Regions from separate parts of the Homo sapiens genome. Here region 1 is linked to region 2. Evidence: read pairs that join two places in POLR2A ChIA-PET (ENCODE). Cell type or tissue: A673. All regions are shown on one strand.

Evidence for each region. Peaks named below come from ENCODE experiments on the same cell type or tissue, not always from the same donor. Only the 100,000 strongest peaks of a DNase experiment are listed, where the experiment ranks them.
Region 1: POLR2A ChIA-PET joins it to region 2 with 11 read pairs; 2 of 35 experiments call an interaction of 5 or more read pairs at or near these places.

Annotation. Positions count from the first base shown.
Region 1 is chr11:77,488,666-77,496,665 of GRCh38, reverse strand. It overlaps a transcript of PAK1 not described here. Among named protein-coding and RNA genes, the nearest start is that of PAK1, 19 kb to the right of the region's middle. In A673, no CTCF peak of the experiment used is centred here; no DNase peak of the experiment used is centred here.
Region 2 is chr11:77,241,310-77,249,309 of GRCh38, reverse strand. It overlaps GDPD4 (glycerophosphodiester phosphodiesterase domain containing 4), which reads left to right. Exons shown (of 17, transcript NM_182833.3): 12 at 3,808-4,029; 13 at 5,462-5,616. Among named protein-coding and RNA genes, the nearest start is that of GDPD4, 56 kb to the left of the region's middle. In A673, no CTCF peak of the experiment used is centred here; a DNase peak (open chromatin) is centred at 4,549.

The sequences.
Region 1 (8,000 bases), 250 kb before region 2:
CCACTGAGCTCAGCCTGAGTTTTTATTTTTATTTCTTTTTCTTTTCTTTCTTTTTTCAGGTTCTTGCTCTGTTATCCAGGCTGGAGAGCAGTGGCTCACTGCAACCTCTACCTCCCAGGCTCAAACAATCCTCCCACCTCAGCCTCTTGGGTAGCTGGGACTACAAGCGTGCACCACCACGCTGGCAAATTTTTTTGTATTTTTTGTAGAGCCAGGGTTTCACTGTGTTGACCAGGCTGGTCTTGAACTCCTGGGCTCAAGTGATCTGCTTACCTCGCCTCCCAAAGTGATGGGATTATAAGATCGAGCCACCTTGCCCAGCCTATTTTTATTTCTAGTTAAAAAATACAGGCCAGGTGTGGTGGCTCATGCCTGTAATCCAGCACTTTGGGAGGCTGAGGCGGGTGGATCATGAAGTCAAGAGATCGAGACCATCCTGGCCAACAGAGTGAAACCCCGTCTCTACTAAAAATACAAAAATTAGCCAGGCATGGTGGTGGGCGCCTGTAGTCCCAGCTACTCGGGAGGCTGAGGCAGAAGAATTACTTGAACCTGGGAAGCGGAGGTTGCAGTGAGCCGAGATGGTGCCACTGCACTCCAGCCTGGCGACAGAGTGAGACTCCTTCTCAAAAAAAAAAAAAAAAAAGTGTACAGTTCAGTGGTATTAAGTACATGCACATTGTTGTGCAACTACCACTACCATCCATCTTCAGAATACTTTCCACCTTGCAAAATGTAACTCTATGCTCATTAAACAATAACCTCCTTTCTCTCCCCTGCAGCCCATCCCCTGGCAACCACCGTTGTACTTTCTGTCTCTATGAATTTGACTGCTCTAGGTATCTCATATAAGTAGAATCATAGAGTTTGTATTTCTTGACTGTCTTATTTCACTTAGCATAATATTGCCAAGGTTCATTCATGTTGTAGCATGTGCAAGAAGTTCTTTCCTTTTCAAGGCTGAATAATATTCCATTGTATGTATATACCACATTTTGCTTATTCATCCATCCTTTCATGGATACTTGGGTTGTTTCCACCTTTTGGCAATTGTGAATAATGCTGCTATAAACATAGGTATACAAATACCTCTTTGAGACCCTGGTTTCAATTCTTTTGGGTATATATCCAGAAGTGGACTGGCTGGATAATATGGTAATCCTATTTTTATTTTACTTTACTTTATTTTTTTGAGATGGAATCTTGTTTTGTTGCCCAGGCTGGAGTGCAGTTGTGCGATCTTGGCTCACTACAACCTCTACCTCCCAGGTTCAAGTGAGTCTCCTGCCTCAGCCTCTTGAGTAGCTGGGATTACAGTCATGCACCACCGCGCCTGGCTAATTTTTGTATTTTTAGTGGAGATGGGGTTTCACCATGTTGGCCAGGCTGGTCTCGAACTCCTGACTTCAAATGATTTGCCCGTTTTGGTCTCCCAAAGTGCTGGGATTACAGGTGTGAGCCACTGCACCTGGCCTCTAATTTAAAAAAAAATTTTTTTTTTTTTGAGACAGAGTCTCACTCTGTCACCCAGGCTGGAGTGCAATGGCGTGGTCTTGGATCTCTGCAAACTCCACCTCCCAGGTTCAAGTGATTCTCCTGCCTCAGCCTCCCAAGTAGCTGGGACTACAGGCGCATGTCACCACAACCGGCTAATTTTTGTATTTATAGTAGAGACAAGGTTTCACTGTGTTGGCCAGGTTGGTCTCGAACCCCTGACCTTGTGATCCTCCCATATTGGCCTCCCAAAATGCTGGGATTACAGATGTGAGCCACCGCGCCCAGCCTAATTTTTAATTTTTTAATTTTGTATATAGATGGGGGTCTCACTATATTGATTAGGCTGGTCTCAAACTCCTGGGCTCAAGAGATCCTCCTGCATCAGCTTCCCAAAGTGCTAGAATTACAGGTGTGAGTCATCATGCCTGGCCCTATTTTTAAATCTGTAAAGAAAACATTTTCTATAGTTTTCCATGGTGTCTGTATCATTTTCCATTCCCACCAACAGTGGACAAGGATTCCAGTTTCTCCACATCTTCACTAATGCTTGTTCTTTTCTGCCTTTTTTTTTTTTTTTTAATAGTAGCTATCCTAACAGGTGTGCTGACATCTTTGTATGTTCCTTTTAGAAACAAAAAATGGGCCAGGTGCAGTGGCATGTACCTGTAGTCCCAGCTACTTAGGAGGCTGAGGTGGGAGGATTGCTTGAGCCCAGGAGTTCGATACCAGCCTGGGCAACAAGACTCTTTGTCTAAAGAAAAATGTTTAAATGGGATCATGTTATACAAATTACCTGCAGCTTGTTTTTGTTTTACATTTAGCAGCATATCAAGGACATCTTTTCACACTAGTACATAGAGATCCACACATTTCCCTTTAATGCCTGCATAGTATTCAGTTGTATGGGTGTATCATTTATTTATTTACTTATTCACCTATCAGCAGATATTCAGGTTGTTTCCAGATTTATGAGGTTACAGTGCTGCAGTAAGCATTTTTGAACTTCATGTATTTGTGCTATTTTTTTTCTTTGTAGGATAGACTCCTATAAGTGGTTTTGCTGGGTCATAGGGTATGCATGTTTTTAAAAATATTATTAATTGCTGTCAAAGTACCTTCCGATAAATTTATGTCAGTTTGCACTTCCACCAAAATTGTATGAGAGTGTTCATTTCCTTACAATCTCATCAGCATTGGCATTATCAATCTTTTGAGTGTTTGTTGAGTGAATATTCTTAAACACATCAAACCAAATATGACAGAAATAATGGACTGGCTTACTCAACATCCAGTCAGTTTATACTTTCTACAGTGAATTCTGTGAACTTGTTTTCTACTATACCTAATCGTGAGACATGCTCAAATCATTACCTTTTCTGAGGCTCAGCTTCCTTACTTGTGAAAAGGAGAGAGTAATACCTATTTTATAGGGGTGTTGTGGAGGTTAAATGGAATGATACATTCAAAACGACTGACGCACTCTCGGTTCAGTAAGGTTTGTGGGTGGTGAGTCCTTTTTCTCTTCCTTCTTTTCAGGATAACTCATCCTATAAGACCCAGCTCAAGACTGAGTGCAGGCCAGGCATGGTGGCTGACGTCTGTAATCCCAACAGTTTGGGAGGCAGAGGTAGGTGGACTGCCTGAGGTCTGGAGTTCAAGACCAGCCTGGCCAACATGGCGAAACCGTCTCTACTAAAAAAAAAAAAAAAAAAAAAAAAAAAAATTAGCTGGGCATGGTGGTGCATGCCTGTGATCCCAGCTACTCGGGAGGCTGAGGTACGAGAATCGCTTAAACCTGGGAGGTGGAGGTTGTAGTGAGCCAAGATCACGCCACTGCAGCTGCACTCCAACCTGGGCAACACAGAGAGACCCTGTCTCAAAAAAAAAAAAAAACAACAAAAAAATGACTGAGTGCAATGGCTCACACTTGTAATCCCAGCTACTTGGGAGGCCGAGGTGGGAGGATCATTTGAGGCCAGGAGTTTAAGACCAACCTGGGCAACAGAGCGAGACACCATCTCTACACAATTTTTAAAAAATTAGCCAGGCATGCTGGTATATACCTGTAGTCCCAGCTATTCAGGAGGCTGAGGCAGGAGTGTATTAGTCCATTCTCGCATTGCTATAAAGAAATACCTGAGACTGGGTAATTTATAAAGAAAAGAGGTTTAATGGGCACGCAGTTCTGCAGGCTGTACAGGAAGCATGGTGCTGAAATCTGGTCGGCTTTTTGGGAGGCTTCAGGAAACCTACAATCATGGTGGAAGGTGAAGGGGAAGCAGGAATGTCTTACATGGCCAGAGCAGGATCAAAAGCAGGGGTAGGTGCTATACACTTTTAAACAATCAGATCTTGTGATCAGATCACTATACAGTACCAAGGGAGGATGGTTCTAAGCCATTTATGAGAACTCTGCCCCCAAGATCCAAATACCTCCCACCAGGCCCCTCCTCCAACACTGGGAATTACAATTGAACATGAGATTTGGGCAGAGACACATATTCAAACCATAACAAGGAGGATACCTTAAGCCCAGGAGTTTGAGGTTATAGTGAGCTATGATTGTGCCACCGCAACCTGGGCGACAGAATGAGACCTTGTCTTTAAAAAAAAAAAAAAAAAAAAAAGACCCACCTCAGCTCAAATGCCATCTTTTAATCTCCTAATACCCTGGGCAGAGACATAATTATTGCTCTCTTCTCTGGGTTCCTATTGCATTTAATTAATTCCTTTTATGGGTCATAACATATTGTACTGTGATTTATGCATATGTGTTTGTCTCCTCAACTGGCTTTTGAGTTTTTTTTTTTGTTGTTGTTTTTGTTTTTTTTGTGAGATGGAGTCTCGCTCTTGTTGCCCAGGCTGGTGTGCAGTGGCGTGATCTCAGCTCACTGCAACCTCTGCCTCCCGGGTTCAGGCGATTCTCCTGCCTCAGCCTCCCGAGTAGCTGGGATTACAGGCACCTGCCACCGTGCCCGGCTAGCTTTTGAGCTCTTTGAGAGGAGGGAATGTTCGTGATCCATCTCTGTATCTGCAGAACCCAGTATAAGACTGACACAGGGTAGGGGATGAGTGAAATATGTTGATTGACTGAATTCACCCTAGCACAGTCTCACTGGACTCTTCAGTTTCCCACTCCTTGTTGCAACACTCAACTTTTAATTTCCATGTGCTTTTTACAGCCCTTTGTTGTCAGTGTATGTGTGTCTTTATAGATGAAGTGTGTTTCTTGTAGACAACAGATGATTGGTCTTGTTTTTGATCCATTCAGCCACTCTTATGTCTTTGACTGGAGCGTTTAGTCCATTTACATTCAGTGTTATTATTGATAAGTAAAGACTTACTCCTGTCTTTTTTAAATTTGTTTTCTGGTTGTTTTGTGGTCTTCTCTTTCCTCTTTCCTTCTTTCCTGTCTTTGTTTTAGTGAAGGTGATTTTCTCTGGTGGTATGTTTTAATATCTTGCTTTTTATTTTTTGTGTATCTGTTGTATTTGATTTGAGGTTATCATGAGGCTTGCATATATTTTATAACCCATTTTTTAAACTGATGACAACTTAACACTGATTGCATAAACTAACAAGCAAAGAGAAAACTAATAAAAACTCTACACTTTATTTTTTTTCTTTTCTATTTTTTTTTGAGGCAGAGTCTCACTCTATCACTCAGGCTGGTGTGCAGTGACACGATCATGGCTCACTGCAGCCTTGACCTCCCAGGCTTAAGCAATCCTCCTACCTCAGCCTCCCAAATTGCTGGGATTACAGGTGTGTGCCACCATTTCCATCTAACTTCTACACTTTAGCTTCATCCCCCTGCTTTTAACTTTTTGTTGTTTCTATTTATATCTTATCGTACTATGTTGTAGTTATTATTTTTGACAGATTCATCTTTTAGTCTTTCTACATGACTACAGTGTTATAATAGTCTGTGTACTTACTGTTACCATTGAGTTTTGTACCTTCTAATGATTTCTTTTTTTTTTTTTAAACATAGGATATCTTTTTATTTATGTCTCTTTAATTTTTTTTTTCTTTTTTTTTTTATTGATCATTCTTGGGTGTTTCTCACAGAGGGGGATTTGGCAGGGTCATAGGACAATAGTGGAGGGAAGGTCAGCAGATAAACAAGTGAACAAAGGTCTCTGGTTTTCCTAGGCAGAGGACCCTTCGGCCTTCCGCAGTGTTTGTGTCCCTGGGTACTTGAGATTAGGGAGTGGTGATGACTCTCAACAAGCACGCTGCCTTCAAGCATCTGTTTAACAAAGCACATCTTGCACCACCCTTAATCCATTTAACCCTGAGTGGACACAGCACATGTTTCAGAGGGCACAGGGTTGGGGGTAAGGTCACAGATCAACAGGATCCCAAGGCCGAAGAATTTTTCTTAGTACAGAACAAAATGAAAAGTTTCCCATGTCTACTTCTTTCTACACAGACACGGCAACCATCCGATTTCTCAATCTTTTCCCCACCTTTCCCCACTTTCTATTCCACAAAACCGCCATTGTCATCCTGGCCCGTTCTCAATGAGCTGTTGGGCACACCTCCCAGACGGGGTGGCGGCCGGGCAGAGGGGCTCCTCACTTCCCAGTAGGGGCGGCCGGGCAGAGACGCCCCTCACCTCCCAGACGGGGCGGCTGGCCGGGCGTGGGGCTGACCCCCCACCTCCCTCCCGGACGGGGCGGCTGGCCGGGCGGGGGGCTGACCCCCCCACCTCCCTCCCAGACGGGGCGGCTGGCCGGGCAGAGGGGCTCCTCACTTCCCAGTAGGGGCGGCCAGGCAGAGGCACCCCTCACCTCCCGGACGGGGCGGCTGGCCGGGTGGGGGGCTGACCCCCCCACCTCCCTCCCGGACGGGGCGGCTGGCCGGGTGGGGGGGCTGACCCCCACCTCCCTCTGAGACGGGGCGGCTGGCCGGGCGGAGACGCTCCTCACTTCCCAGACAGTGTGGTTGCTGGGCGGAGGGGCTCCTCATTTCTCAGATGGGGCGGTTGCCAGGCGGAGGGTCTCCTCACTTCTCAGACGGGGCGGCCAGGCAGAGATGCTCCTCACTTCCTAGATGGGGTCGCGGCCGGGCAGAGGCGCTCCCCACATCTCAGACGATGGGCGGCCGGGCAGAGACGCTCCTCACTTCCTAGATGGGATGGCGGCCGGGAAGAGGCGTTCCTCACTTCCTAGATGGGATGGCGGCCGGGCAGAGACGCTCCTCACTTTCCAGAGTGGGCAGCTGGGCAGAGGGGCTCCTCACATCCCAGACGATAGGCGGCCAGGCAGAGACGCTTCTCACTTCCCAGACGGGGTGGTGGCCGGGCAGAGGCTGCAATCTCGGCACTTTGGGAGGCCAAGGCAGGCTGCTGGGAGGTGGAGGTTGTAGCGAGCCGAGATCACGCCACTGCACTCCAGCCTGGGCACCATTGAGCACTGAGTGAACGAGACTTCGTCTGCAATCCCGGCACCTCGGGAGGCCGAGGCTGGCGGATCACTCGCGGTTAGGAGCTGGAGACCAGCCCGGCCAACACAGTGAAACCCCGTCTCCACCAAAAAAATACGAAAACCAGTCAGGCGTGGCGGCGCGCGCCTGCAATCGCAGGCACTCCGCAGGCCGAGGCAGGAGAATCAGGCAGGGAGGTTGCAGTGAGCCGAGATGGCAGCAGTACAGTCCAGCTTCGGCTTGGCATCAGAGGGAGACCGTGGAAAGAGAGGGAGAGGGAGACCGTGGGGAGAGGGGAGAGGGGAGAGGGGAGAGAGAGAGGAGAGAGGAGAGAGGAGAGAGGAGAGAGGAGGGAGGGGAGATAGGAGAGAGCTTCTAATGATTTCTTATAGCCCATTAACATCCTTTTCTTTCAAATTGAAGAACTATCTTTAGCATTTCTTACAAGACAAGTCTGGTGTTGATGAAATCCCTCAGCTTTTGTTTGTCTGGCTATTTTGAATAAGGCTGCTTCATTATTTGAAGGATATTTTCACTGCATATACTATTCTAGGATAAATAGAATAGTATAGTCCTTCAGCACTATAAATTTGTCATGCCACTCTCTCCTGGCTTGTAAGATTTCCACTGAAAAGCCTGCTGTCAGGTATATTAGAGCTCCACTGTATGTTATTTGTTTCTTTCCCCTTGCTGCTTTTCGGGTCCTTTCTTTATCCTTGACCTTTGGGAGTTGGTTATTAAATGTCTCAAGGTAGTTTTATTTGGGCTAAATCTACCTGGTGTTCTATAACCTTCTTGTACTTGAATATTGATATCTTTTTCTAGGTTTGGAAAGTTCTCTATTATTTTCCCTTTGAATGAACTTTTTACCCAGATCTCTCTCTCGACCTCCTTTTTATGGCCAATAAGTCTTAGGTTTGACCTTTTGAGGCTCTTTTCTAGATTTTTTAATCATACTTCCTTTTTTAAAAAATTCTTTTTTCTTTTGTCTCCTTTGACTATTTTCAAATAGCCTGTCTTCAAGCTCATGAATTCTTTCTTCTGCTTGATCAATTCTGTGTTAAGAGACTCCC
Region 2 (8,000 bases):
TTCTTTTTGCAAAGTAGCTTGCTAATTTTTTTTTTTTTTTTTTTTGAGATGGAGTCTCGGTCTGTTGCCAGGCTGGAGTGCAGTGGCGTGATCTCGGCTCACTGCAACCTCTGCTTCCCGGCTTCAAGCGATTCTCCTGCCTCAGCCTCTCGAGTAGCTGGGACTACAGGCACACACCACCACGCCCAGCTAATTTTTTGTATTTTTAGTAGAGACAGGGTTTCACCATGTTGGCCAGGATGGTCTCGATCTCTTGACCTTGTGATCTGCCAGCCTTGGCCTCCCAAAGTGCTGGGATTACAGCTGTGAACCACCTTGCCCAGCCTCTAATATTTAAATTTATAGGGGAGAGGTCATGAGTTCGAGACCAGCCTAGCTAACATGGTGACACCGTCTCTACTAAAAAAAAAAAAAAAAAAAATTAGCCGGGCATGTTGGTGGGTGCCTGTAATCCCAGCTACTCGGGAGGCTGAGGCAGGAGAATTGCTTGAACCTGGGAGGTGGAGGTTGTAGTGAGCTGAGACTGTGCCATTGTACTCCAGCCTGGGCAACAAGAACAAAACTCAAGAAAAATAAAAATTAAAAATAAATAAATAAATGTACAGGGAAAGTGCCATAGAGAAGAAAGAGATGTTCTTCTGACAATGGTCTCAAAGTAATAGTTTTATATTGGGACATGGAAAAAGACAGGATTGTTAGATACTCCCACTACTTAAGTGGTTGTAGTACTCTGGTGATCTGATTTTTTTATAGTAATGCAATTAATGGTAGATGTGGTGGTGCCCATATCAACAAGAAAATTGTATTGTTGGCCGGGCATGGTGGCTCACGCCTGCAATCCCAGCACTTGGGAGGCCGAGACAGGTGGATCACAAGGTCAGGAGTTCGAGATCAGCCTGGCCAACGTGGTGAAACCCTGTCTCTAGTAAAAATACAACAATGAGCTGGGCGTCATCGTGCATGCCTGTAATCCCAGCTACTTGGGAGGCTGAGACAGGAGAATCACTTGAACCTGGGAGGCGGAGGTTGAAGTGAGCTGAGATTGCACCACTGCACTCCAGCCTGGGCGACAGAACAGGACTCCGTCTCAAAAAAAAAAAAAAAGAAAAGAAAATTGTATTGTTGTTCACATGTAGTTACAGTTAGTTCTTATCAGAATCGTCTATTCAGTGGAATGTTTCCTTGATGTGGCATCATTGGACAGGTTTAATTGTCCTTCTATTTCTTTCTTTCTTTTCTTTTTTTTTTTTTTTTTTTTGAGACGGAGTTTCACTCTTGTTGTCCAGGCTGGAGTACAATGGTGCGATCTTGGCTCACCGCAACCTCTGCCTCCCGGTTCAAGCGATTCTCCTGCCTCAGCCTCCCAAGTAGCTGGGATTACAGGCATGTGCCACCACAGCCGGCTAAATTTTGTATTTTTAGTAGAGACAGGGTTTCTCCATGTTGGTCAGGCTGGTCTCGAACTCCTGACCTCAGGTGATTCGCCCGTCTCGGCCTTCCAAAGTGCTGGGATTACAGGCGTGAGCCACCATGCCCGGACTTGTCTTTCTATTTCTTAACCAATATTATACATTGGTTCTTCCAATAACCTTTCTTTTTGTAATATGTCTACACAGAGGCACAGAGAACAGAGGACCTTTTAATCTTATTTTTATTTGAGGAACCAGATGTTTCATCTGGAGGACCAGAAATTTATTTTCATTTCTAGCTTGTTACTTCCTGTGGCTTTTTGAAAACATTCAATCACATGTTGAATATAGTCTAAACAGGCATTTATCCATTCCAGTTTATTTTTCTGATTAAGTCTAAAGAGGCACAATGTACTTCAGCTGTTAGGCCTACCCCCATAATACTATTTAAAGTTTACTGGAGTCTAGTTTTAAACTCTTATATTGATTAAATATTTACCATCTTTGCTATTTTGAATTTTTGGTCTTGTGTTGGTCTTTCCCATAAATTCTTTTAACAATTTTTCTCACAAGAAGGTTTAATAGTTAAGTGAACCAGTTGGTTTAGGTCTGGTAGTAGCTAACAAAATCTTGAATTCTGAAGCATATTTCTATTGTCCTGAGAATTAAGAAAACCATTAGTTGTAGCTTTCAATCAGATCTAAACCATGGTTTAGATCTGCCTTCTGGCCTAGCAATGATCTGCCTTCTGGCCTAGCAATTTTCCGGAGATACTGTGCAATGTGATTGTTTCTTTCCTGAGAAAAATGTTTAAAAAGGCAGCTTATTTAGGTCAAAGGAAGAAGAAGAAGAAATAGGAGAGGTATGAAAGAGAATGAAGATAAAGTTGTGTAGAGAAAAAGAGAGATTACTTGAGTCTTAAGAAAATGTGACTTCTTCCTTCTGCTACTTCCTTCTCCTGGGAGGTAGCCTTTTATCACTGCCTTCACTCAAATGATCTAAAAAATGGCAAGTGATTATCAAAGTTGCCATCTATTAAATTTAATGTAGCAAACATATGTGTGTTCTCCCATGTGTTAGGTGAAATGCTGTGCGTTTCAAAGAATGTATGACAGTTCCCACCAAGAGGGAGTTACACTCCAGTAGAGTCAGCAGAGAGTGAAGGAACTAATGTGAATTGTATACTTTTCTATCTATGTACCAGACATACTCCCAGACCCTGTAAATATTTTTATCATATTTAATCTTCAAAATAATCCTAAGAAATATATAGGTTATTCTTCCTCTCCTCTATTTTATAATTTGGGCAATGATGACTTGGAGAATTTAAATGGTTTTATTACCAAGGTTGCATAGCAAGAAGCATAGTGAGCCAGGATTGAACTTTAATGTACTAAGACATGTCCAAATTCTAATTCTGAAAATTTGTCTCTAATTGTATATTTATAAATATAGTCGTTAATAATTTTAGTTTCTTCTCATGCTTAGCTATTTTTACATACATTAGCTATATATGAATGAGACATACAGAGGCATAAAAATGGGCCATTGGGCTTCAAAGCCATTGAAGTCTCTTTATTTATTGATTTTTTTAGAGATAGGGCCTCACTCTATTGCCCAGGGCCTCACTCTATTGCCCAGGCTGTAGTGCAATGGCACAATCATAGCTCACTTGCAGCCTCAAACTCCTGGGCTCAAGTAATCCTTCTGCCTTAGCCTCCTTAGTAGTTAGGACTACAGGCATGTATCTCCACACCCAGCTATTTTAAAATTTTTTTGTAGAGACAAGGGTCTCACTATGTTGCCCAGGCTGGCCTCGAACTCCTGGCCTCAAGTGATACTTTTGCCTCAGCCTGCTGGGATTAAAGGCATGATCACAGCACCAGCCTTGAAGTCTCTTTAGTTCAGGAAGATTAAAGGAAAGCTTCATGAGGGAAATAGCATTTGAAGGGTAGGATTTTAACAAGTGGATATGGCAAGGAAGTCAAGGGAGGGGTAGAGCTGGTATTAAATTCAGTTGAAGCCAAAGCATGTGTTCTTCCTATTACACAAAACTAGAATAGCGGGAGCCCATGTAGGAAGCCAGCGTGACTGAAAAGGGATGTATTATCTTGACTTATGGGAGAGAAGGCTGGAAAGGAAGGTCAGGATAAGAACATGACCTTCAGTGCAAATACAACAGGTTGTAGGATATAGAAGAGACCATTCCAAACACTGTAATTATTGATGATGATTACATTTTATTTCTCTCCTTGTCACCTGTTTTCTAGGATTAGTACTTCAGAGGGCCTGATGGATTGAATGATAATGGAGCAACTGAGGTAGAGCTGGATGTGTGGCTACATAGTAGGAGAACTGGAAAGTGCTTTTATGTATTTTTTGATGTATTTGTTTCTAGCTCAGGCCATTTTACAATATGAAACCTCTATCAGAGGCAGATAAAGAAAGAGCAAGAAATCAGTCAATTCCAACACTAGCTGATTTATTGACACTTGCAGAGAAGGAAAGAAAATTTGTGATATTTGATCTTCATCGCCCTCCACCAAAACATCCTCTCAGACACACATTTGTCCGCCAAGTAGTAAGCGTGATCCTTGCCTCTAAAATCGAGCAACATCTGGTAAGTCTATCTCAGTATTTATGACATAGGTTGGGAGGTGGGTAGCATGTCCTAGGAGCACAGTAGTTGAACTTGACCTACCTTGTACATCTACCCTGGGATCCTTAAGTAATTTTACTTCCTATGGAAATGAAGATTGTTACTTATACAGCTACATGTGGTAATCTAGGAATGACCCAGTTAAATTTATCTCAGTGGGGAAAATCATTGAGGCTGTTTGCTATTCCAAACCAAATGAAATGTCAGCACCCTGTTAAAGAGGAATATGTGTAATAACTATCTAATGTGACCTGCACCACACCAACATAGATCCATTAGAAAGAGCCTGGGTAACATTAAGGCTTTGAAGACTTGGCATGATGAATGATATAGAAAGGAGAGCTGGTTCTTATTTGAGCAGAGATTTGCTCGTAATGTTTTTCAGAAGCAACTCTGCATTTGGGCAGTCAGTTGTTCCAAATCCCATAAATTCTCAGAATATGGGAGTGCTGTGAGTGAAACAATTATAAGTCTTTTTACAAATGGAAGTATTTCATAGATGAGTCATAATAGCATCTCTGTTGGCAGGAAATGACTCCTCTCAAAGATGATTTTTTTTAAATAAAATAGAAGCAGGGCCTCCCTATGTTGCCCAGGCCTGTCTCAAACTCTTGGGCTCAAGGGATCCTCTTGCCTCGGCCTTCCAAAGTGCTAAGAATACAGGCATGAGCCACCACACCCAGCCTCAAAGATGATTTTTAACATCATTAACCAGAAAGATGTTTTTGATTCTCACTATTCACCCATATCTATCAACTAATCTACTTTGCTTGTATGAGTCTTTGTGTACACAGTAGGCCCTTGACACTTGATGTTAACTGGTAAATGGAGAGGTCATGAGAAAACTCAGCTCCAGAGTAGCCCTAGTGAAAGCCCCATTATAAGAGTTCATTAGAAGATACTAGCCCAGGGCTGGGCGCGGTGGCTCACGCCTGTAATCCCAGCACTTGGGAGGCCGAGGCGGGCGGATCATGAGGTCAGGAGATCGAGACCATCCTGGCTAATACGGTGGAACACCATCTCTACTAAAAATACAAAATACAATAAAAATACAAAAAATTAGCCGGGTGTGGTAGCGGGCGCCTGTAGTCCCAGCTACTTGGGAGGCTGAGGCAGGAGAATGGTATGAACCCGGGTGGCGGAGCTTACAGTGAGCCAAGATTGTGCCACTGCACTCCAGCCTGGGCGACAGAGCGAGACTCCATCTCAAAAACAAAACAAAACAAAGAAAATACTAGCCCATGTTGACTCTTTCACCAAGGACTAGACTCTCTCTCTCTACTCTCTGTAGAATACTACCTGTGCTGGAATGGAGCTCCCTCCATTCTCTATGGGGCTGTTCGTACCTGGATAGCTGATTATCTACTGAGGGACTTCTTGTTTCTCCTTAGAGATTTTTTGGTTGCCAGCTCATGATAGGCAATACGTCAGGTCCGTGGCTCCTGGTTTTCAGCATGTGGGCCGTTTAGTATCCATTGAAACCCTTGCTAAAAACAATATCAGTATAATAAATGTTGACTACAAGAAGTTGTTCCCTAATGGGTTAAGGTAAGTGTTTGACCACACCTCTCTTGGCACATATTGCCTTACTTACACAAAATACACATTCTAATTAAACTTCTTAACTTCCCCTTTCCATCTCGGAATTTCTGTGTGTGGTTATCTCCTTTGAATCTCCTTTCTTTTTCCTACCCCTTCCTCCCTCCCTCCCTCCCTCCCTCCCTGTGCCAACAAACATTTATCAAGTGTTGACTGTGTCCCTGGAACATAGACTTTAGCCTCTGCTGTGTACTCTAATCTTTCACCATTCAGTACACTTTTTTGTATGCTTGGCATTTCTGTTCTTATATAAAAGGTGGACGTTGAAAAGTCAGAACTCAAAACGTTTATTTCCTCCTACCATTACCAGATGGATGGCAGTACCTTGTAAATGGCTTTGTGATCCAGATAGCCATATTTCTGGAACGGATAATTAAGAATATAACAAAACTATTATTTAAAAAATGTAAAAATAGCTGAGCATGAGAAGAAACTAAAATTATTAACCACTGTATTTATAAATATACAATTAGAGACAAATTTTCAGAATTAAAAGCACCTGGGAATAAAATAACTTTTCCAAACTTAACTATTATTAAACATGCTTAATTTAATCCATATCCCCTTTGTCTTAGATTTAAGGTTAATTTTTTATATGATTCTAAATGCTTTAGAGACAAAGTCTTCCTTGGGGAGGGACAGAGGGAGGGAGATAACAGGTTAGAGATACATAATATATAGATATCTATTATCTACCTATCTATAATAGATTATAGATAATAGATATCCAAAGTCTCCTTTGGGTTTAGTAAAAGGCTGTTGCATGCATCTGTTTCTGTTCCTGCTTTTTCTGCCTTTCTGGCTATGGATTGATCATATAATAGTGTCTTTTTTTCTTTTAGCGTTGGAAAATTATATATGTTTTACTCTCTAATTCCCATTCAGAAGATTTTTCTTTACTCAACTACTCTTCTATTTTGAGCATATTTCTATTTTCTTCTACTTTTTTTTTCAAATAGAAAATGGCTCTAGAATGATTTCCTTCTCTCTTAATCCTGAGATTGATCTAGTAGTTGAAAAATAATTATGACTTCCATTTATTGAGCTATTATTATGTGTCAAGTTATATGTTTGCTAGACCTGGCCTAGCCATCAGCTACTTTGGTCTCTTTGGAAAAGTTTCTAATTGTCAGTTTTCTCCTTTGTAAATTAGAATAACAGTGGTACCTGCTGGAGTGGTTAAAAGGTTTAATGAGATTATTCTTGCTGTTTTAACTGAGAATGCTTTAAATGCATTGTTTTAATCAAAAGTATATGAGTATAGAATTGCCCTCTGTTTTATTTGTGATACTACAAAGTTTTTTAATGTTTTAAAGACATTTTAAAAATTTATATTATTTTTAATCGACATCATAACTGTATATATTTATAGGGTACAATGTGATGTTTTAATATATTTACACAATATGGAATGATTAAATCAAGCTAATTAACATATATCATATCTTTTTCATGTTAAGATATTTGAATTTACTCTCAGCTATTTTGAAATATACATTATTATTGACTGTAGTTACCCTGCTGTGCAATAGATCTCAAAACATTTCCCTCTATCTAACTGAAACTTTATACCTTTTGACCCAACATTTCCTCTCTCCCTCAACCCTTTGGTAACCAACATTCTACTTTTCAGTAACCAACATTAGCCTTTGGTAACCAACATTCTACTCTCTTTTTCTATAAGTTAGACTTATTTATTTATTTTTTTTTTGAGACAGAGTCTCGCTCTGTCACCAGGCTGGAGTGCAAAGGCCCAATCTTGGCTCGCTGCAACCTCCGCCTCTTGGATTCAAGCAGTTCTCCTGCCTCAGGCTGAGACTACAGGTGCACGCCACCATGCCCAGCTAATTTTCTGTATTTTTAGTAGAGATGGGGTTTCACCATGTTGGCCAGGATGGTCTCGATCTCTTGACCTCGTGATCCACCCGCCTCGGCATCCCAAAGTGTTGGGATTACAGGTGTGAGCCACTGTGCCAGGCCTTTTTTTTTTTTTTTTTTTTTTTTAAAGACAGGGTCTTGTTTTGTCACCCAGGCTGAAAGGCAGTGGCGTGATCTTGGCTCACTGCAGCCTCTACTTCCTGGGCTCAAGCTGTCCTCTTACCTCAGCTTCTCAAGTAGCTGGGACTACAGGCACATGCCAACACACTTGGCTAATTTTTAAATTCTGCATAGAGACGTGGTCTTGCTCAAGCAGTTTCCTCACCTCCACCTCCCAAAGTGCTGGAATTATAGGTGTGAGCCACCGTACCCCACTGTAAGTTTGACTTTTTTAGAGTCCACACGTAAGGGAGACCATGTGGTATTTGTCTTTCTTTGCGTGGCTTATTTCACTT